Linked DNA regions of Homo sapiens: region 2 is linked to region 1. The links are chromatin loops, found by intact Hi-C in ENCODE. Cell type or tissue: IMR-90. All regions are shown on one strand. Each heading gives the region's core, and the rest is flanking DNA. Links, peaks and the distances in the headings are about the cores only. Region 1 overlaps CFAP20DC-DT (CFAP20DC divergent transcript). Region 2 overlaps FHIT (fragile histidine triad diadenosine triphosphatase).

What was found. A loop is a pair of places that touch in the nucleus more often than their neighbours do. Peaks named below come from ENCODE experiments on the same cell type or tissue, not always from the same donor. Only the 100,000 strongest peaks of a DNase experiment are listed, where the experiment ranks them.
Region 2: a loop joins it to region 1, with 1.9 times the contacts of the local background. A loop is called at or near these places in 1 of 110 quality-filtered maps.

What each region holds. Positions count from the first base shown.
Region 1 is chr3:59,629,895-59,640,834 of GRCh38, forward strand. All of the region lies in intron 6 of CFAP20DC-DT (CFAP20DC divergent transcript), which reads left to right. LOC339902 (hCG1813818) reads right to left here. Exons shown (of 4, transcript NR_149028.1): 3 at 10,269-10,369; 4 at 7,402-7,718. Among named protein-coding and RNA genes, the nearest start is that of CFAP20DC-DT, 550 kb to the left of the region's middle. In IMR-90, for the core only: no CTCF peak of the experiment used is centred there; no DNase peak of the experiment used is centred there; H3K27ac peaks cover 1,290 bases.
Region 2 is chr3:59,765,684-59,776,623 of GRCh38, forward strand. All of the region lies in intron 8 of FHIT (fragile histidine triad diadenosine triphosphatase), which reads right to left. All of the region lies in intron 6 of CFAP20DC-DT (CFAP20DC divergent transcript), which reads left to right. Among named protein-coding and RNA genes, the nearest start is that of CFAP20DC-DT, 680 kb to the left of the region's middle. In IMR-90, for the core only: no CTCF peak of the experiment used is centred there; a DNase peak (open chromatin) is centred at 6,268; H3K27ac peaks cover 862 bases.

The DNA.
Region 1 (10,940 bases), core at 3,362-7,361:
AGACAAATTGACTCGTTCCCTGGTCAAAATGAAAAACTGGACACCTCCTCTACCTAATAAACACTGTAATGGTTTTTCTGTAGGCAAACCACAGCAATTGATTGAAATTGACAGAAAAATGATTATTTTTCACTGTAATCGCTAGCCTTAGTTAACATCTTTTGAGCACCGCTATGTACCAGGCACTATGCAATGTGTTTTATTCATATTTCAATCCTCGCTCCCCTATGCAAAGTAGGTCCTCATGTTATCCCCATTTTATAGATGGAAATATCAAGGTTGTATAATTAGTAAGTGGTAAGGTGGGGATTTGAAGGCGACCTTTCTGATTCTTTCTGATCTCTTCATTGTGATACATTCTCTACTATGTTGTCTCCAACTGTTTATATGGAGGTAAAATCTTCACTTCAAAAAACATCATATATTCCAGGCAATAGTTATTGATCAACTACTACATTCACTGTGCTGTGCTGGGTAATCACAGGAAATTTCTCAGGACAGTCACCTGAGAAGTATACAAAGTGGCCTCTGACTCCCAGGAATCCATTCTGTTTACAAGGGTGCTTATATAATCAAGTGTCCATGTGTCATCACTAGCAAGTCCACTTCCACAGTTGGAAGACTGACTTCCCAAACAAGCTGCACTCAGCTGATCCTGGTTGGCTTCACTTGCTCCAAGGCCCAGACCCTCTTTTCTCAAGTGTCTTATACTCATCCCCTAAATCTCCCTTGAAGAATTCATGTGCTTCTCCTCCCACTCAGTGCTTTCTAAGGAAGTTAAATGATGATGCAGAAATCAAGCAGCAGGTACCTCCAGCCAGGAGGTCCTTACTGGTTGCACAATTACGTTTAGTTACAGAACCTTTGAGGAGTCTCCTATCAAAATTTTGTGTTGCTGTGTGTGCTGTCAGCTGATTCACCTGAGATAGGTCCAAAATGAGAAATTTCAAGGGCTGTTGAGCACTGTTGTTTTCCAAGCTGATTAGTACAAAAGCATTCAACATTGGAGTCCTGGAATCCTAGATACATTGGAAGAAATTTTTCAGCACTGGATGGTCCTAAAACTTCCCCTTACCCCAAAATTCCAAGGCAAGTCCAAATTCACAAATACCTCACGAACAAATGGCAGAAACTGGGAGGTGGTCCAAGGATTCTGGTTCTCTCTCCCTATTTTCTCTTTCTTCCTGTCTCCACCTACCAAGATAACTTCCTTGCTTCTGCTTCAAACTAGGCCACTAATTACGAGAGAAGTCAGAAATAGTGTTGATATATGTCTGTGATGTAAACAGAAGCTCAGATGAAGCAAGACAGGAAGGTATGCTAAAGATAGAAAAGAGATCCTTCTGTTCATCAGTGGCTGAAAAATAAAGATTCTAGAACATGAAAAAAACATAAATAAGCCAAATAGAAATAAACATGTATGTATGTGTGTGTAACTAAGCAAGTACACTTATAATAGCATTAATTCCTTTTGTCTCCAGAGAAAAAGAGGGAGGGACATTTGCAAACAGGAGTGCCCACTATTTAAATGTCCATGTGGTTGTTTGGAATCATGTAAATATAGGCTGATGCTTGTCTTTGAGTGGTCTATAGCCTACATTTCCAAAAATGGGAAGTAAGTTCTGTTTATGCAAAGTCGTAAGATCACCAAACATGATTGTTTTCCCATTCACCAACATCTTTGTGCCAGGCATGGAGTAAGTGCTCTGAGTACATGATCCCACTCACTCTCCCCATCAACACCTTTAGGAATGTGGTGATCATTTTACATTACAGGATGCTAACGGTGAGATAGCTCAAGTTGTTTGCCCAATGTTATGTACCTGGCACAAGGCAAGGCTGGGATTTGAGCCCAGGTCTGTCTAATTCTGGGCCCTGGGCACTTAGCCTTTCTGCAAGGGCTGAGAAAAGGGCCTGGAGACCACACAGACCTGGATTCAAATTCAAAGCCCCCTCTGTTGCCTCCTATATTACTGTAGTGTAGTGGTGGTGGTAGTTTACTTTCCCTTCTTGAGCCTCACTTTCCTTCACTGAAATAGAAGCAACCTTGTAGTGTATTGTGACAATGGGAAAGAATGTGAGCAAGGAGCTTAAAACAAGACTTGGGCTGGGCTCAGTGGCTCACTTCTGTAATCCCAGCACTTTGGGAGGCTGAGGTGGGCAGATCACGAGGTCAGGAGTTCGAGACCAGCCTGGACAACATGGTGAAACACCGTCTCTACTAAAAATACAAAAATTAGCAGGGCATGGTGGCACATGCCTGTAGTCCTAGCTACTCAGGAGGGTGAAGCAGGAGAATCACTTGAACCCAGGAGGCGGAGGTTGCAGTGAGCCAAGATCATGCCATTGCACTCCGGCCTGCATGACAGACTGAGACTCTGTCTCAAAAACAAACAAAGAAGACCTGGCAGATAGCTAACATTCGGTAACTAGCAATTGTGATTCGTGTAACTAATTCTGCTGTGAAATGGTGCCTGATCTTCAATAGGCAAACTTTACACATAAGTAAAGAGAGAGTTATTTTAAAAAACCCAATTCATCTGACATCCATTTGTTTATTCGTTTGTTTAGCCATTCAACAAATATTCATTAAGCATCCACCCTGGCATGAGTTGTTTTCCTTGGTGCTTTATGTGTTGCTTAAAAAAATAAGACGACAATCACCTGAAAACCACACCATGCAGTAGGTGTGATGTCTGAGCCTTCACCATCTCAACTTCTCACACCTTCTTTTGTATTTCAGGCACTGGGCTAGGCTCAAGGATGGACTGAAGGCACTTCCTGCCATGTCAGGGATGAGGGGCTCATGGTCTGGCCAGAGGCAGCAGGCAGCATTGCAAGGAGTGTGGGCAGAATGTTCGAAGGAGAGGGAGAGATTGCACATACACAAGACTGCACCTCGGAGATAACTTTTGAAGGTGTTTCGGGTGTGAGAGGAGGCGTGACAGGCCTAGGGAGCAGTGAGAAACCCAGCTTAGTTGAAGCATCAGGTGCAAGGCAGCTTGGGGGTGGAGTGTCCATTTACCCTTTGGAATACAGTCTTCCTGTTGGCATGGCAACTGCTGCAAAATAAATTCAAGGTGGTACTTCAAATGATGCCTCTGAGACTGTCCAGGAGTCATTTAAATTGCTTGTTTGTTATGTATGACAATTTGCCTAACCTCCAACCTGCAATTGTAGCTTGGCAATCTTTTGTTTATTGTGCTGATGTGCTTTCTTGCATCATCGTCTTCCTTAAACCTCTTTTTTGGTTTGTTTTTATTTTGCCCATCTAGAAAATATACGCAGGCATTGTGTTGATTTTCCCAGGCTCCCTTGAGATCGTGCAGGCCTTCCATCTCTTCATCTGATGAAAATGCTGCCAGGGTGATGTTTACAATCTCATTTTTCACCCCAGGATCCCTGCACTCAGCTGTGGTGGGAATCACAGTGTGCTCAGCCAGCCGTGTCCCTTCTTCCCATGGAATTTTTGGAATTTGGGCTGCTCATAGGGGCACAGAAGCACCAGCTACATTGCTCCTTCTATGCTGGGGAATGACAGAGTCAGTGCTCACACTATGAATGTCTCCCAGATGTACACAGCTGCCCTACAGGCCGACACCACATGCTTGCCATCCCTGACTGACTCTAAGTACAGAATAAAAAAGAATTCATGAAAAAACAAATAAATAACTTAGGGTGCCTTTTCCCATCTGAGATTCTAAAGCAAACAAAAGTCCTGGCTTCTTAGGTCAGTGGTAGATTTGCCAAAGCAAAATAAATGTCTGAATCTCCTCTGGTTCCTGTTTCTCCTAAGCATGTGTGTGTGTGTGTGTGTGTGTGTGTGTGTGTGTGTGTGTGTGTGTAAGGAAGACAGAGACAGACAGATGGGGGCTGGGGAGGCTGGATGGAGGGAATGTGGCTTCAGCTTGTGCCAGGAGAGTTTATCTGTCTTCCCTTCTAGGGAAACTGAATATAAAATCCTTAGGCATAAAAAGAATCTTTCATATGTAGACTCCTTGGGAATTCAATTCACACTCTTCTGTACTTTCTTTCTCACTGTTTCTTTTGAACTTGACGGAAAAAATTTCTTATGCTGTTCACTTACCTTGCTCTCAGATAAAGAAGAGAGAGAGAGCTAAGGTGCTTAAATGTCAAGGTTTGTAAAATTGGCAAACTGGCCCCATGAGGTTTGTGGTTTGAATGATGGGTCTCCATCAGGTTTGGTGACAATGATAGTGAAGGAGTCTAAGCTGGTAATGTAGCAGATGCTTTTTTGGCCCTTCCTCTGTTTCAGTCACTGTTCTGAGATCTATGTGTGCATTAATTCATTTAATCATCCCAATGACCTTAGGAGGTAATGGTGTTATGATTGATGCTATTGTTAAATTACCTTACTTTTTTGCAGATGAGGAAACTAATGTCTGAGAGGTAAGTGTTGTGCCCGAGTTCTCATGGCTAAGAAGCACAAGAGCTTAAATTTGAATCCCTGCAGTTCGACTATAGACTGTGGTTCTCAACCAAGGGCAATTTGTTCCCCCACCCTACAAGACATTTGGCCATGTCTGGAGAGATTTTAAATTGTCATGACTTGGAGGGGTACTGCTACTGGCTTCTAGTGGGTAGAGGTGAGGGATGCTGCTCGATCGTGAGCCCCGTAATCAAGAATTATCAACCCAAAATGTGACGATTGCCAAGTCTGAGAAGCCCTGCTCTGCAGACAATATGTCTCAGAGTTCTGGTGCTGATCAGACAGCACGTTTCTGGGGCTCAATATAGGCGAGCCAGAGATAATGCCCACAGAAAAGGGAATTGTAATTAGGAGAGGATGATCTTTGGCAGTATGCATTTGTGAGCAGACACTCCTGAAAGGACAGGGCTGAGGGTACCTTATGGTTCTGTTTCTCCCTTAGGATGGCAGCATCTGATAACCAGATACAAAACCTGAGAGGAAATTTTTAAGCTGTGACTAGTCTGATTCCCAGCTGGCCAGCTGAGCCACCCTACTTCTGTGTTTTCTGGTGCAAAGAACAAGGTTCTACCGAGTGACCTTAGACTTGGCTTCTGGATAAAATTGTCAGAGAGCTCCTAGCATTTTGCCTGAGCCATCACAGGGAACCTGGGTTTGGAATCTCAACCACTCATGGCAAAGTTATTTTCATTCCCCTTGCTCTCACCTGCCCCCATGGGAATCTTCCATAGGAGAAATGTTCTAATTGGGCTCATTAGAAAATATAGTTCATGATTTTGTAAGAATCAACCGTAAAAGAAGGGTGACCTTTGAAATCCTTTGCTGGCTCATTTAAAATGCATTGAAGAGGGGAATTTCTTTTGAGCATCATCAATGCAGTTTGGTTTTAAAGTGTTCCAGGAGTCAGGCCCTCTCTCTGGGCTCCCCAGGGACTTACTCCTGCTGACCCAGAAGAGGTTAGCTTTACCATCCCCTCCCAGTTTACTACATTCCACCTAAACTTCCACTGTACTTTTGGAGAATTGCAGTCATGAGACCAGCAGTCTTGGCATCACTTGGGAATTTGCTGTTTATCTCAGGTTGTAACTCAGATCTCCTGAATCAGAATCTGTATTTTAACAAGATTCCCAAGTTATTCATATAAACTAATCTATAAAGTTTTGTTTTTTACTCTAAAAGTTGTTCTCTAGGAACTGTGAGTCCAAGTGGATGGCAGATTTCCTCTCTCAGTCTGATTCTGAATTTTTAGAATGTGGACATTCTGTTAGCTGAGCTCCAAGGCACTGTTGCAGCTCAAAAATGTTGTGATGGCCCAGACTTCTGTAGCCAAAGAGTTCCCAAACAGTCCTACCAATACACCTAGGCAGAGATGTTTGAGCTGCTCTACCAATGATATTTCATACACTCTCAGTTGACCATCAGGCTCTTTGCCTGACCTGTCCCACTGAGAAAGAAGATTTCCTGTTAACCGCCACTCTATTTTGGCTGTGACAGGTTGTCACTTATTTGATCTGACTTCTTCCATCAATCAGCAGTTTCTCAGTCCAGTTGCCATGTCTCTCAGGGCATGTGAGTTAATCTACTTCTCGGTCCTCTACTTTTATTGGGACTGACATCATCTCAATATACTCTTAAAAGTGATCCCAAGTTTCTAGGTTGAGGCCCAGCTTCAAAAACCTCATTCCAGGGTTCATGAATGCCTGGATCTATTCATCTGAATGTTTGCACAAGTTTTAAGATCACCATAGTGTGAGGTTTATTCCCCTAACCTCTCTATTTAGCTAGAAGGCAGTAGGCTGTGCCTGTACCCACCAAGCAGGTGGCATTGTCATACAGACCTCAACCAGAAAGGGCTGGTGCCCTGGTTGATGATGGGCTCATCAAAGAGGTGTAAAGTTTCAGAATGAAGGGGGTTACAAAAGCAAATGTCAACAGAGGCCATAAGCAATGGGGCTGGGGCCTATTGACACAGGACCTGGGAGACTGCTGTGACCACAGGTGAGGGTGGGAGGACAGCAGATGCAGATTCCAGATGGTTTTTCCCAGGAATAAGGGCATGCCCAGGGCCTTTACATGATCGGATCTTTTTCAAAGGGAGTCTGAAATCTGGCTTATGACATCTTCCTGTCTTTAAAATATTGGTGATAATTCAATTTTCTTTCTTAAACACACTAAGCAGGCAAAAAGAAAAACATCTGCAGGGTGGAGATGCTCGGGTAGGGACAAATCAGTCCTCATGTCTTGATTGAGCCTCTTCCAGAGCTCCAGCACCTTGTGTTTTTCAAAGTTCAGTTTCTGGATCTGCAGTGGCAGAATTGTACAGAATGACCATATGCCATTCCTAGTCCCTGCCCAGGACAGCCAGAACCCAAATTCTGTAGATGATTCCTGGGAATTTGTCCTTCATTGTGCTTCTGAGGGTGCAGAAGTGTGATTGTTATAAAGCCAGGTGATACGCAAAATACCAAGAGATGTAAAAGCATAACCTCACCTTAGGGCCCGAGAATCTACTAAAGAAAATATGATTATTATATATGAAGTGGTACATTTAAAAACCAGCATGATGAGAGTACGTGTGTAGAATCTGGCCCAGGACTGGGGATCACTCAGATCAGTTGCCTTAAGCACTAGGCAATGACCAGTTTCCTTGGAATTTTGAAGGGGGCTGACCTTTAGTTTGGAGGTCAGCCTTCAAGGACTAGTCTTGAGCTAATTGAATTTCTAAGCACAGGCATATAGATGTGGTTTGAATACTCAAATACCTCAGGTGGCAGGCAGATACATGAGGGAGGGAAGCAGGCCAATGTGAGATGGAGTAAGACGTGGAGTAGGCTGTGGAAAATTGGAACGTTCCTGGCCCTGCTAGAAGGGGCAACTAATTCTCCAGAGAAAAATAATTACTAGAGACCTAAACTAGGTATATTAAACAAAATACAGCTGTGAACTGCTAATTGACAACTATTTAGATTAATTTTATTAGAGGCTCAGAGATAGAGAGCTACATCTGCTTTTGACTTTGCTGCTATTTGAACAGGTCACTTCCACCTTGCAGGTTCTTAGATTCTTCATATGTCAAATGAAAAAATGGCCCAGATGCACAAAAGCTCTAGCACTCTTGTTCTTTCTGTCCTGCAGGGCACTTGTGTTAGATAGTAGTCCTCCCACTGAGCTTTGGCCAGTAAAGAGCACCAATAACAACAGTAGAATAATGACCAGTGTTCACAGAGTTGTTGCAGTGTGCAAGACATTGGGGTGGGTGGTTTTTCTTCTAGAAAATAAGAGCAAGAGAGGAAGACAGGCAGGCAAGAACAAGCATGGTATGTGCACAGACAAAAGGAAGCCAGAGAAATAGAGCTGAGTTTCTCTTTGGTTAATGCTCAATAAAAGTCAATTGTTTTTTTCTAATGATTATTTAATCTTGCAGTAAATGGGCAAAAGTCATTCATATGTTCATTAAACACATTTATTGAATACGTATTATATGCTAGTGATTGGTAACTGTTAACTTGTCTCAGACCAATACCCATAGGCAGACCTTCCAAAAAGAGGATTGGCCTCTGTGTTTTCTGTTGCTATAATAGAATACCAAAAACTGGGTAATTTAAAAACAATGGATTTTTTTTTTTGGCTCATGATTCTGGAGACTGGGAAGTTCAAGATCAAGGGGTTGCATCTGGTGAGGCCCTTCTTGCTGCATCATATCATGTTGGAAGAGCAAAGAGAGGATGAGAGGCCAAGGGGAACCAAATGCATCCTTTTATAAGGAGCCTGCTTCAGCAGTAACTAACCCACTCCTGTAATAACTAATCTACTCCAGCAATAACTAACCCAACTAACCCACTGCAGCAACAACTAACTGACTCCTGCAATAATGGTATTAATCCATTTATGAGAGCGGAGCCCTCATACCTAATCACCACTTAAAAGTCTGACCTCTCAACATTGAGGCTTTGGGGATTAAGTTTCCAACATGTAAAATTTGGGGAACACATTCAAATCACAGCAGCTGCCAGTACTCTGTAGAAACTGGCCACTGCCGAGTGCTTTAAGAAGCAATCCTGGGGCCAGGTGCGGTGGCTCACGCCTGTAATCCCAGCACTTTGGGAAGCCAAGGCGGGCTGATCACAAGGTCAGAAGATAGAGACCATCCTGGCTAACATGGCTAACACGGTGAAACCCCGTCTCTACTAAAAATACAAAAAATTAGCCGGGCATGGTGGCGGGTGCCTGTAGTCCCAGCTACTTGGGAGGCTGAGGCAGGAGAATGGCATGAACCCTGGAGGCAGAGCTTGCAGTGAGCCGAGATCACGCCACTGCACTCCAGCCTGGGCGACAGAGAGAGACTCTGTTAAAAAAAAAAAAAAAAAAAAAAAAAAAAGCAATCCTGCTGCATTCCAAGTCTTGGATAGCAACCCTTGCTGCCACTGCCACCACCATTGCCACCCATTATGCCAGGTAAGAGATGGTTTCTTCTTCAAGCAGGAACTATGAAGTGACAAATTCGGTCTCAAGCTTTTCTTATTATAGATCCACAACTGTAAGGCTTGAAATTAAGCTTCCAGATCAGGGAAGGAGCTATAAACCCTGAGCCAGTTTTAGGGATTGGCACTGAGACTCCAACTTACCATATTGCTACTGTATTCTGGCCCCAGGTTATGCCAGGGGAGGGGTGAGTGCTTCCCTAACTATTTGGCTTTAAATGAAAAAACTAATTTTTTTTTCTCTCTCCATTTTCACACGTTTCTCAGCACAACACTTCTGATATCACATGTGTGTTTTGCAGGGGGCTTGGGGAGCAGGTTCCCACACACCAGGTAGTTATCCAGTAGACACCAACTATGTGTCCTATAACTCAATTCTGACATTTTCTACTGGGAGATATCATCAGATTCCACAGATTATGGGCTCAGTCCCACAAGACTGTCCCCCACTTCAGATGCCAATAGCAAGTACTAGGTTGTCACCTAAACTTCTGATTGACCAGCTATAAATCAGGGGTTCTCATGACACCCTCCTTCGGTTCATTTAATTTGTTGGGATGGCTTAGTGAACTCAGGGAAACACTTTACTTGGGTTTACTGGCTTATAATTAATGACAGAGTAAAGGATATAGATATGAATAGCCAGATTGAGGGGATATATAGGGCAAAGTATATGGGAAGGGGCCTGGAGCTTCCATACCCACTCTGGATAAGCTGCTCTCCAGGAACTTCCACATGCTCAGCTTTCTGTAAGCTCCCTGTTCTTTTGGGTTTCATGGAGACTTTGTTAAGTAGGCATGATTGATCAAACCACTGGCTATTGGTGATCAACTCAACTTTCAATCCTTTCCCCTCCCCAGATGTCAGGGTTTGGGGCTGAAAATTCCAACCCCTTAATAAACATGGTTGGTTTCCCTAGCAACCAACCCCAATCCTGAGGCTATCCAGGAGCCAACCGAGAGTCACCTCATCAGAACAAAAGATGCTCCTATAACCCAGAAAATTCTAAGGGATTTAGGGGCTCTGTGTTAGATGCTTCCTATCACTCTGAAAATTACAAAGGTGGTCTTAGGATCTCTGCATCAGGAACTGGGGTCAAAGACCCAATACCAGAACAAAAGATTCTCCTGGTATCTCTATATATGAAGGTCTTAGGAGCTGTGTCTTTGGAACTGGGTCAGGAATCAAATACATATTTCTTACTATATCACAAGACCACAGCAGCTTAAAAGCCACATAGCCTGTAAGTCAGGGTCCTCCTACCGGGGTCTGAGCTCTAAATTGCTGTGGCTCTGAGTGCTGCTCCAGAATGCAATGGGCAATGAGTATCTACGTACCTGTTTCTGCTCCCCTGTCCATGAATTTTCCCCAGTGAACACTGCTCAAGCCAGCCTTGTGTATCTGACGTTGACCATCTTGCTTGCATGACTGCCAGGAGCTGGAACCGCAACAGAGAACAAGTCAAAGTCCCTGCCCACCTGAGGTTTACATTCCAGTGGAGAGACTGAAAATACACAAGTGAGCAAAGAAACATGCAGCAGACTGCAGGTGATTGTAGGGTATGAGAGAGACTGATGAAGGCTGGGAGGAAGAGGCTTTCTAAATACCATGGCCAGGAGAGACCTCCTTGCTGAGGGGGTAAATGAGAGCAGAATGCATTTAGGGATGCAAGCCACAGGCACTATGGAGGAAGAGGAATACCGGAGGAGGGGAACAGTGCCTGCAGATATGTGAGAGGCTATCTGTGTGCAGCATATGATGTGTGGTTTCCAACTGGAAATGAGGACTGTGGGTTATTTCTTCATTTCTCAAATACTTTGAACAATTATTGTGTGCAAGGTGCTGGAAACACAGCTATGATAACCCACAGGCCCTGCCCTCAAGGAGGTTACCCTCTAGGTAGGAGTTGATGTATATGTGGGGAGTAGAGGAGTGAGGTAAAGAACTGAAGAGGCAATGACACTGCAAAGTGACCAGTGCTGAGATGGGATAGAGAGGATTGTGGGAAC
Region 2 (10,940 bases), core at 4,366-8,365, 140 kb after region 1:
AGCATTACCTCCTAAAGTTGACATCTACAACAATATGACTGCCAGGTATATTACCAAGAGAAATTCTCATATGTGTACAAGAAGACATGCATGAGAATGTTCAAAGAAACTCTGATTAAAATAGATAGAATCTAGTAATGACCAACATCCCACCAGGGAGTAGATGAATAAACCCTGATATGTTCACATAATTAAATACCATGGCTCAAGCAAAACAAATGTTTGATAGTGACACACAGCTCATAGGGAGAAATCTTAACAATATATTAGTTTAAAAAAATTCCCTAAAGACAATAAAAATATACACACTTTAGGAATCCATAGAGATGCCTAAAACTATATGAAAAGTCACAAAGCAATGGTGAGCATAGATTGAGGATGCTGGACTGACTCCATGTGAGGAGACAAGGGGATGGTTTTTTGTGTGGGACTATCATACTGTTAGATGTGGGATAGTAGCAAAATCATAGGTTTTGTTCTGGGCAATGGGTTTGCAGATACTCATTAACATCATTAAACATAACTACTTACACAACTAAAGAAAAGGAGGCTATGATGGAAAACAAAGAGAAATGATCATCCTTGAGAGGCATGTAAGATTACAACATCGGATGACCGCAGTTTTCCTCAAGATAGGAATCCAGCTCCCATTCCAAAATGTCCACCAAAGTTGCAACATAGTAGCATTTGCCATATAAAAGTACTGGAGTTATTAACTGGATTCCAGATGTCTGAAACTGATGTATCCCTTCACTGAATCCCGACTAGGATCTATTTTGGGTATAGCACTTCACACAGGTTGCTGTTCTTAATTAAAACTTCTCTGCCTTAAGAGCTTTATGTCTGTGAGATAGTCATCCAAATGTTCTCCTCTCCATAAATGTGCTCTTATGTTTTATTTTCACAGCAAAATGCTTGCCCAGATTTTAATAAACATGTCCGCAGTAGTAATATACATTTCGCATGCTTTCCACATTTCATAATCTCTTTAGTCCTTTTGTTTATGTTGATTCCCACACCAAGAAGGCTGTTTGGAAGGCTTTGCAGCTCTGTCTCCATTTCTTCTGCCTATCATTGGGGAATGAAACAGCACACTGATTGCTATTTGGGTAGGAAACACAGACAAGACGTTGAAAGAAGTAAACTAATTTCCAAGCAATTTTGCTCCTTTCTCTCTTTTTGATTGATTTTGGCAATAACTCACCCCAGTTCATTGACATTAGAGTAAAGCCTAGTAGCCAATTTATTGCTTCAAAATCTGTGAGAGTTCCTAATTGGTTATCAGACTGTGTCTACCAGATGCCAAAATTAAATTTCTTTTAAATCAAGAAAAAAGTGATTTTCTGGCATCCCAGATGCAAAACAACCCCGATTAACTGTTCTTTCACATTGCAAATGGCTATTTGGGCCTTGGGTGGAGAGAAAACTCATCTACTTACAACAGGAGGGGGTCAGATTCTGGACTCGATCCTTCAGCCAAAATGCAGATAAACCACAAGGAACAAATACTACTCTATGAAAAATGGAGAGCTGGGCCGGGCGCGGTGGCTCACGCCTGTAATCCCAGCACTTTCGGAGGCTGAGGCAGGTGGATCACCTGAGGTCAGGAGTTCGAGACCAGCCTGGCCAACATGGTGACACCCTATCTCTACTAAAAATGCAAAAATTAGCCAGGTGGGGTGGTGGACACCTGTAATCCCAGTTATTCGGGAGGCTGAGGCAGGAGAATTGCTTGAACCCGGGAGGTGAATGTTGCAGTGAGCCGAGATTGTATCATTGCACTCTAGCCTGGGCAACAGAGTGAGACTTGGTCTCAAAAAGAAAAATGGAGTGGTGTTCCTGGCTGAAGGAGAGATGCCCTCGGTCCAATGTTGGGGAAATTTTTGCTCCCGGAAAGTGGAAACATCAAAGGACTGGAGCCCAACATTAAGGATGGAATAATTATGTTGTTGTTATTGTTATTTTTAATGGAGCTCTATTGAGTGCTTGCTGTCTGCCTGGCAATGTGCTCAGTGCCAAGTACAAACATGATCTCATTTACTCTTCATAAGAGTACCTACCCCATCCATGGTGCTGTCATTTCCATTTTTAGATGAAGAAGTTAAGGCTTAGAGATGTGATCTCATAGCTAGTAGGCAGTTGGGACTCCAGGGTCCCACTCCCTTTCTGTCTATTCCCCCTCCTCATATAACAATACATAGCATTTGCTAAGCAATACAGACTAAATTGAGGCTCTAACTTAACTTAAAGCTCTTTTGCATACAGAATGTTATTTGATGAACTCTAGGGTAGGTAGAGGCACAATATTATTATCCCCATTTTATAGAGAAGGGAACAAAGGCCCAGGGAGATTCAGTGAATTGCTTGAGTCTTCTGCCATGTTGGACTAAAAGCCTCAGTGTTGCTCTACTAAAAAGGTCCCTCAACTAAATATAACAGGGGTGGCCTGCATCTAGTCTCTGAATTGGAACATCACAACTGACAGAGCTTATATCGTGGGTTCTCTTATTTAAAAAGCAGAAATTCTAGGTAATGGTCCAGTGCAATTTCGACTCCATCTCCTAATCCTTTGACATCAAATGCTCTGGTCCTGACTTACTGGTCCTGGACATGGTTTTCTTGGCACAGTAGCAGGCCTTTACCATTTTACCTGCATCTCTCAACCCTTTGTCCTGTTTCCATCTCATGTGAGTAGGAGTTATTCTTTAAACAACTGCCTTGTATCTCACTACCAGCCCTTTGCACATACTGTTCTCCCTGCATGGATGGCATTTCTTCCCCTGATCCACCAGCACTGGACTTAGGTGGCCCTCCAAGATGGTTCCATTTCAGGACACTTATTGTACATGCCTTCTAATTTATCTTCCACTCTATAGGTTTCCTGGGGGCAAAATCATGTCTTTTCACAATAGCCAATCTTTTCTTTGACTTCCCAGACATCAATGTCATATGGTTCAATCTAATACCTTAACCATGACCTTATAAAACCAAAGCTAGGCACATAGGAGAGGCTCACTAAATACTTCTTGCCCAGATAAACTTATCACAGTAGATATTCAGAAGGATGACATAGTTGTACCCATCCTCAGTCCTCAAATAAGAGTTTAATTATGTTATGTAAACCATATGATATACTAGTGAGGCAGGAACAGATACACATTGTAAAAGAGATCCAGAACAAAATAAGATTTCTCTGTGGCCTTCGCCAATCTTAAAATGTAACTATATTTACTGAATCAAACTCTTACAGCATAATAAACTTACTTACAAAGAATCAGGGTAGACAGCCTAACCTTGAGTACCTCAAGTCTTTGCCCCTGGATCCCACATAACAATATCCTTCCCTCTTTTAAGGAAAGCTGGAAAGAAAACCACTCTGCCAGCAGAAGGGCAAATAAAAGGTATGTCTGTGCCTGCACACAGAGGTTGGCATCCTACCCTGATTTGTGACCCATAATTAATGTCAATTTCATAATTTCGGAGGATAGAAGATCAACAAGGAAGCTGACCTCTGGCTGTCTCACAGCTAATCATCTTTTGAGGCGGAAACTTGAGAGGAAACAGAAACGACAGGCTGGAGCACCAGGCTGTGGCTCGGAGTGTGTTTTGGGTGATCTGCCAAGCAGTGAGAACCCATGGTCACGTGCCCTCTCTGTGCTGGCCCCACAGTGACACCTGCTCACCCTCCATTGGGTAAGGTGGGAACCTGCATCCCACCCTGTAGAAGGCTTGGCTGGACGCCTGCTAGTCTCTACAAAGTTCCTTCTCATTGTGTGCACTCTTCTACATGGCTTCTTAATTATGTATGTGCACAGGCTGTGTCGAATGGAGTTGCCTTTGCCTCTGCTCACCACGTATTACATTTTTAATCAGTATATATAATTACTTACCGCAAGCTGCCAGGCCAGATTTTCTGAGCATTAGTCTAATTAACTTAAACTTGATAATTATGTTTCGGATACCATAGCAGTACACACGGAACGGCAGACTTTGCTGCCAGCTTATTTGATTCCAATAACGTGTTTTCTCAATACTGGACTAGTTTTGATTTTTTTTTTTTTTTTGAAAAAAATGGCCATCTGATAATTACTTTGGTTTCAAAATTTCCCCTCAGATAAACCCATTCTGCTATTTAGGACAGCTTCTCAAATGATTTACACGGATTGAACTGTTATAGTATGTTTCTGTGTATTTTTACACACACAAATCTGTTTTTACTAATATAAATTCAAACTGAGGAGAAATGACAGTAGAAGGAATTCTGATGGTCAAATGACAGAATTGTCCATGTTTCAACTGCTCTATGCATTGCCTTTTCCATTTCAATTTGGGTTGATGAAAAATGAGAGACAAGGAAAAGCAAAACAAAACTAAACAAAACACAGAAAAATGCCCAGACTTGTAAGGGAGAAAGGTCAGCTTCTGGTTGAACGAGGGCATGATAAGTTCCCACACTAATAAGGCTCAATTCACCTAGGGCTTACCATGTGCCAGGCACTGCAAAAAGCTCTTTTTTGTGGACTATCTCATCGAATCGTCCTAACAACCCTATGTGGTAATTAGTTATTACTATAGGTTGAATTGCATCCTCCTGAAATATATGTTGAAGCCCTAATCCACAATGTCTCAGAATGTAACTTGGTTTGGAAATAGGGTCTTTGTAGAGGTAATCAGGTTAAAAGAAGGGCATTAGGGTCAGCCTTAATCTAATATGACTGGTGTCCTTATACAAAGGGAAAATTTGGACCCAGCAGCTGCCATGCACGCAAAGAGATTAAGTGAAGATGAAGGCAAAGATTGGGGTGACGGATCTCTAAGCCATGGAATGCCAAAGATCATCAGCAAACTCCCAGCAGTGAAGTGGACACACTGAACAGATTCTCCCTTAGAGCCCTCAGGAGGAACAGCTCTGCTGACACCTTCACCTCGGGCTTGTAGTTGCCAGAACTGTAAAACGACAAATTTCCATTGTTTAAGCCACCCACCCAGGTTGTGGTACTTGATTACGGCAGCCCTAGCCCTCTAATACATATACTCTGGTTACCACTACTCCCCGTTTCACAGATGCCAAGGCTCAGAAAAGCTATGTGATGTGTCCAGGTCTGCACAGCTGTCAAGTGGCAGGGAAGGAGTCCACAACAGGCCTTTCGGACTCCCATGCTCAACCCTTGACCTCACCCATGCCTGTGCCACTCTGCTTCTGCCCAGGAGGCTGAAAGAATCAATACAACAAATCCCAGAAGTGGATGAAGCACTATGAACACTGTAATGCTTCTAAGGTAAAAGTCAAGCTTAGATGGTGCCTGTTTTCACATTTGCACATCGCCTCTTTTATTTAACACGTAAAATGACTGCTTGAAATACCTGCACTCTAGTTTTGGAGGGCAACAACATGGAATTTAAATTTTCTTAGGGTGAGGGTAGCGGGATTATTTTGTTCTCTTCTCACATAAGACAATAATGGACCAAAAATACCACTTACCAATTACAAAAGACAACAAATAACAGAGCACAACTCAATGAATCGAATTGCAGAAGGAAGAACAGGTGGGCTTTCCCAAGATGTCATAATAGATGGAAGGAGAACAAGAGAGAATGAACCTGCTCTATAAAGGCCAAAGACAGGAAATGAGAATCATTCTGGGGAAAAGATACAACCTTTATCCAGGAGGAAAAGCATGGGAATATGATAATAATTTTTAAAAAAGACAATTCTCCAAGAATATCTCCTGGAATAGATCCAACGGAAAGCTTGACACCAGATAAAGAAGGGAGGTCAGGTTCATTGAGGGCCTATTACATTTGGGGTATGTTTGAGGGTGAAACCCCCCATAGAGTGTTGTGAAGTAGAAGCTATCGCCTCCCACTTTGCAGATGGGGAAATAAAGTTCTAAGCAATTAAATAATTACTAAAGGGCAGCTACTCCTTGGCCCAGCAAATCACTGGAAATGCTGACATGGAAGAACAGCAGGAAGGGTTGTCCTAAGAAGAATTACTTTCCTTCTTCAGACTAGTAGTGTCTCTATGTCTGTGGGGAACGTGCACAAGCTCACACTCAAGACACAGACTTCTCGTCATAAAAAAATTTCACAAATTACCTCTAAGTTGCTCTAAAACGGGAGTGCTTATCATTTTTAGGCATGTCAGCACTTTTTAGAATCTGATCAAAGCTATGTATGACTCCTTTCCCTAGAAAAATGTGTGCACACACATAAATGCATACACTTTACTTGAAATTTCTAGAAGGTTTGTACACCCTCAGGGATCCATGAGTCACAGCTTTAAAGCCCACAAAGGATACATCTGCCTCCAAGGAGCCCAGCAACTTTATGACACACTAAAACAAACACATAACATGCACTCGCACAACCTTGACCAGGACAGTCCCCCTCCACAGTCACTGGCTTGTATCTCCATGTTAGCACACCCACCTCCACCACTGAGGGGGAGCTCTGCTGTGCTTCGTTGATCTGCATTCACTAATCTACATTCCAGGCCCCACATAAAGCAAGTATAAAGTGAATGTTAAGTGAATTTGAAGTTAGAAGACCTGGACTTGAGCTCTATCACTCCCTCTGGGTCATGTTGTTTCATCTCCTTGAATCTCACTTTTATCACCCACGCTATTAGGCAGAAATCACCCCGGTTTGCCTCACCTTTTCTGAAGGATTGCTGGGAGGAACATATGCAGCAATGCAGGTGGAAGCCATTTAGAACAGTAACAGTGAACACTGACTGTGTGCAAACACTGTTTTAAACACTTTACATTTATTCATTAATCTTCATGACCATCTTATCAGGGTGGCAGTGTTACTATCCCCATTTCAGACATGAGGAAGCTGAGCACAGAGAGGTCGGGGAACTGGCCCAGGTAGGCACAGGGCTGGGATGCAAATGCAGGCAGGCTGGTGCCAAGGCCAGCTCTCGTAACCACTGTGCATAGTGCCTCTTCAGGAGAGGCAATGCCACAAAAAATGTCTAAAATTATCCTAACGAGAAGGCAAAAGAACCCTGTGAGCCTTCTATGAACATTAGTGGAGTTTGGAGGTGTGGGGTTTGCAGGGCTTTAGATTTAGACCACCCAGAAGAGCTCGATGTTACATATAACTGCAACTAGCTTGTGCATCCACAACTCCAAATTCAGCCCTGTGGTGGTCAGCGAATATCGAGGGAGAAAAGCAGCAGCCTCATGTAGGAAGTGTAGGGCCAGGGCCCCCTCTCAAAGCTCATTCACATGTACTTACTTTGACTGCCACAACGAACACATTTGTAGGCTTTCCGGCTTGTGGCTTACCTGCCTGTGACCACAAAGCTCATATGTACCACAAGTCCTCTTTTTCCTACTTCAAACAAACAATGCTCATCTCCCTCCTCTGAATTTTTTTGTTTGAGAGTTTCCACCTTAAGGTTTTCAAGGGGTCCACAATTCAGTTGTATCTTGAGTGGAAATCTTATTCTGTAAGGCCCCTGTCTTCATTCTCACACAGTCAAAGCACACTAGCTGACAAGCAGGCTTCGAGCAGAGCCATGATAAAGCTTCAAGCCCTGCCTGCCCAGAGCTCACAGCCCCGGTGGGTGACCCGGAAAATAAGCAGGCACCTGCAAAAGGCCTGTAAAGTGCTGTGATGAGGAAAATATGGGCAACTGTGGGAGTCACAGAAAGGGGGTACCTAATCCAGCATGGGGAGAGGGAGACACTAGAGGGTCCAAAAAGCTGCGTATCTTCTCTGCCTTTGTATTGTCACAAAAATCTAGGAGTCCTCATGAGCTCAATGTTAAGTGGTTGCATGCTTTGACTCACTTAATCGAAAATGTTTTTAAAATCCTGCTTAGACCTTTTTCCTCCCACTGTTCCCTGAGTTAGCTCCTTCTCACCCTCTGGGTCTCAATTTCCAATGTAATTAATTCCCTCTTTTCACGAAGCCTTCCTGGAGCACCCTACACTGCCTGGCATCTCCTGTGCCATCTTCCTGCACTTTCTTCCTTTCTTCCCAGGGAGGCAGGCTTCATCTTGATGTCCCGGGTGTGGACTGCAGACCAACATCACCTGGCGGCTTGTTAGAAAAGCAGAACATAAGGCCCCATCCCAAATGATTCCTCAATACTTTAAAGCTGCCTCGCCCAGGACCTTAGCCATCAGCCCCATGTGACTACCAGGCCCCTGTAAAACGGCTTGTCTGAACTGAGAGGTATTGCAGGTGTAAAGTACATACCAGATTTAGGAGACACTGTGAAAAAGACTGTAAAATATCTCATTAATAATTATTTCATGTTAATTACCTACTGAAATAATATTTATGATATTTTGGATTAAATAAAATATTACAATTAATTTTATCTGTTTTTTTAATATGGCTACTATAAAACTGATAGTCACATGTGTGGTTCCCATTATGTTTATTTTGGACAGGGCTGCCCTACAGCGTGAGATGCGCTGGTTTGGATAATGATCAAGAACAGGCATTGGCAGACGACAGCCACTGGGTCAAATCTGGCCAGGTGCCTGATTTGGTAAAGGGGCTTTTATTGGAACACAGTCACACTCACTCATTTACTGTCTTTGGCTGCTTTTGGGCTACAGCAGCAGAGCTAAGGATTTGCGACAGAAACTGAATAGCCTGAAGAGCTTAAAATATTTACCATCTGGCCCTTTTTAGAGAAAGTATGCAGACCCCAGTCAAGAACGTTCATTCCAGAACTGGACCGATTGACTTAAAATCACGTCTCTACCACTTTTTGGTGTGTGAGGTTCGGCAAGTTACCTCACCTGCCTGTGCCTCAGTGTTTGTATCTGAAAACAGAAGATGAGCATACATACCTAACAGAGTTGTTATGAAGATTAAATGAGTTGATATATGTGAACTTCCTTAAATAGTGCCTCATCCATAGTAGGTTCTCAATAAATGTTAGCCACCATTAATATTACTGCTAGCAGTTATCACAAATTGTAATGACACATTTTTGCTTTAACTTTTTTTCCTGTCTGTCTCCCCATCAAATTAAAGACCTAGGAGAGTGGCATCATTTTCTGTCTTGTTCCAGCTGTTTAAGCACAGTTAAACAGCCCACACGTGAGATTCAATACATATTTGTTGCATGAATCAAGTGCAGAGGAGGGAAGTAATTTTCCTAAGGCTCCACGGCCAGAAAGTGGCCAGGACTTGAATGTGGTTCTATCTGCTTGCCAAACTCAAATTCTTAACTTCTCTTGATACACCAAGTGTAGTCTATAGACCAGCGACATCAGCATCACTTGGGAGCTTGTTAAAAATGCCGGAGCTTAGGCTTCATCTCAGACCGACTGAACTAAAAACTCTATTTTAACAAGATCGCCAAGAAATTCATAGGCACATTAAGGTTTGAGAAGCACTGCTCTGGGCTATAATTCCCAGTTTCGACTCATGTGCTTATTTGTTCAACAAGCAATTAATTTAGCATCAATCATTCCACAGAGCCTTGTGTTTGGACCCCCTAATTCCAGAGCTGATGATTTCTATTCATCCCGATCAGGTCCTGGGGGTGTTTAGGGTTTGCAATGAACGGCAATGTGCTGTGTCAGAAGTGCCCTTTCTCCTACCAGGTTCAAACCACTGCAATGCTGGAGTGACCTCTCTGCACAGAAATCTGCTTAACATTCCTTACCCGCCTGTAGTGACCAGGCCACAGGCTCCGGCAGATGCAGAAGGTCTGAAAATCTAGTTGTAAGTAATTTTCCTCTAGGTGCCTACCTCAGTGAATTGGTTCTCCTGTGCATTTTATACATCAGTGGTCGCACCACTCAAACACACAATCCATTCCCGAGTTTAACAGCTCAGGCACCTTCCTTTTTGATTTTATAAATGAATGCAAATCATCTCCCACTCATATTATAAACCAATTAAAATTCTCCTCACACTTTTAAAAAAACTTGTTACCTGGCTCAAAGATCCTTAGCTCTTTTCTTAGAAACTGGCCCTTATGTGGCCTGTATGTGAGGATGAGGGTGTTTGAAATTAGCAGGAAATCTTAGAATGGTTTCCCCTTTGTCACAGCCAGAAGTTTCAGATTGTGGTCATCAGATGAACGCTTTAAATGAGAAAAAGACTGATTAGCATAATTCTTAAAGGTCTGAACTCTACACTCACAGATGGCCTCTGAGAGGATGGATGGTACAGAAAGGAGATTAGGATAAATCTAATTAGTTTGGGGGTGTTCTCATTTCTCAAGTGGTGAGCGATGGAGAAGAAGTGATGGATGGACAGATGGAGATAATGAAGCCCCATTAAAGCCTTTTTTGATTCTCATTCTCCATGATGGAGCACATTATCCCATTAATGTTTCTGTGAGCTAACACAGCCAAAGTTTGGCGCTGTCACCTCGAAAATGAATTCGAATTGCCTGCCCAGCTCCTTACATGTGTCCACAGGAGTTAAATGAGCCTGAAAACTGTATTCCTGCTGAGAAGCCCATCCTGGCAGCATGGGCTGGAAGCCCTCCCCTTTGGGAATGGGCCTTCCTCCTGGCTGGTTTCTAACAGCACTCAGGCCAGAGTCCCATAGCTTTTCTGCTCCGGGGTTCTACAACTAGAATTTCCTCTGAAATGGGCTGTGGCTTGCACGTATTTCCAGGGTACTGAGACAGACCGCTGCTGTTCTCTTCAGTGGAGGTGACAGCTACAAGTGCTCACCATCACACTCTGATTAGGGACCTGAGGGCAGGGTCCAAAAACAAAAAGTGGCAAGACAGGCCCATGACTCAGTCACAGAGATGTGACATAAATAATAATACAGGACATTGCACAGGCTATGTGCAAAGTAAGGGCCTGACTGGCTCCACTAGCTCAGAGAACAGTGAGACAGTGATGGGCCATCCAGGAAACAGCAGGGAAAGGGGAGAGACTCCTCGGGGTTTGAAAAAAGAACCATGTGCCCCCTGATGACAGCAGCCTCCTAAATGGACC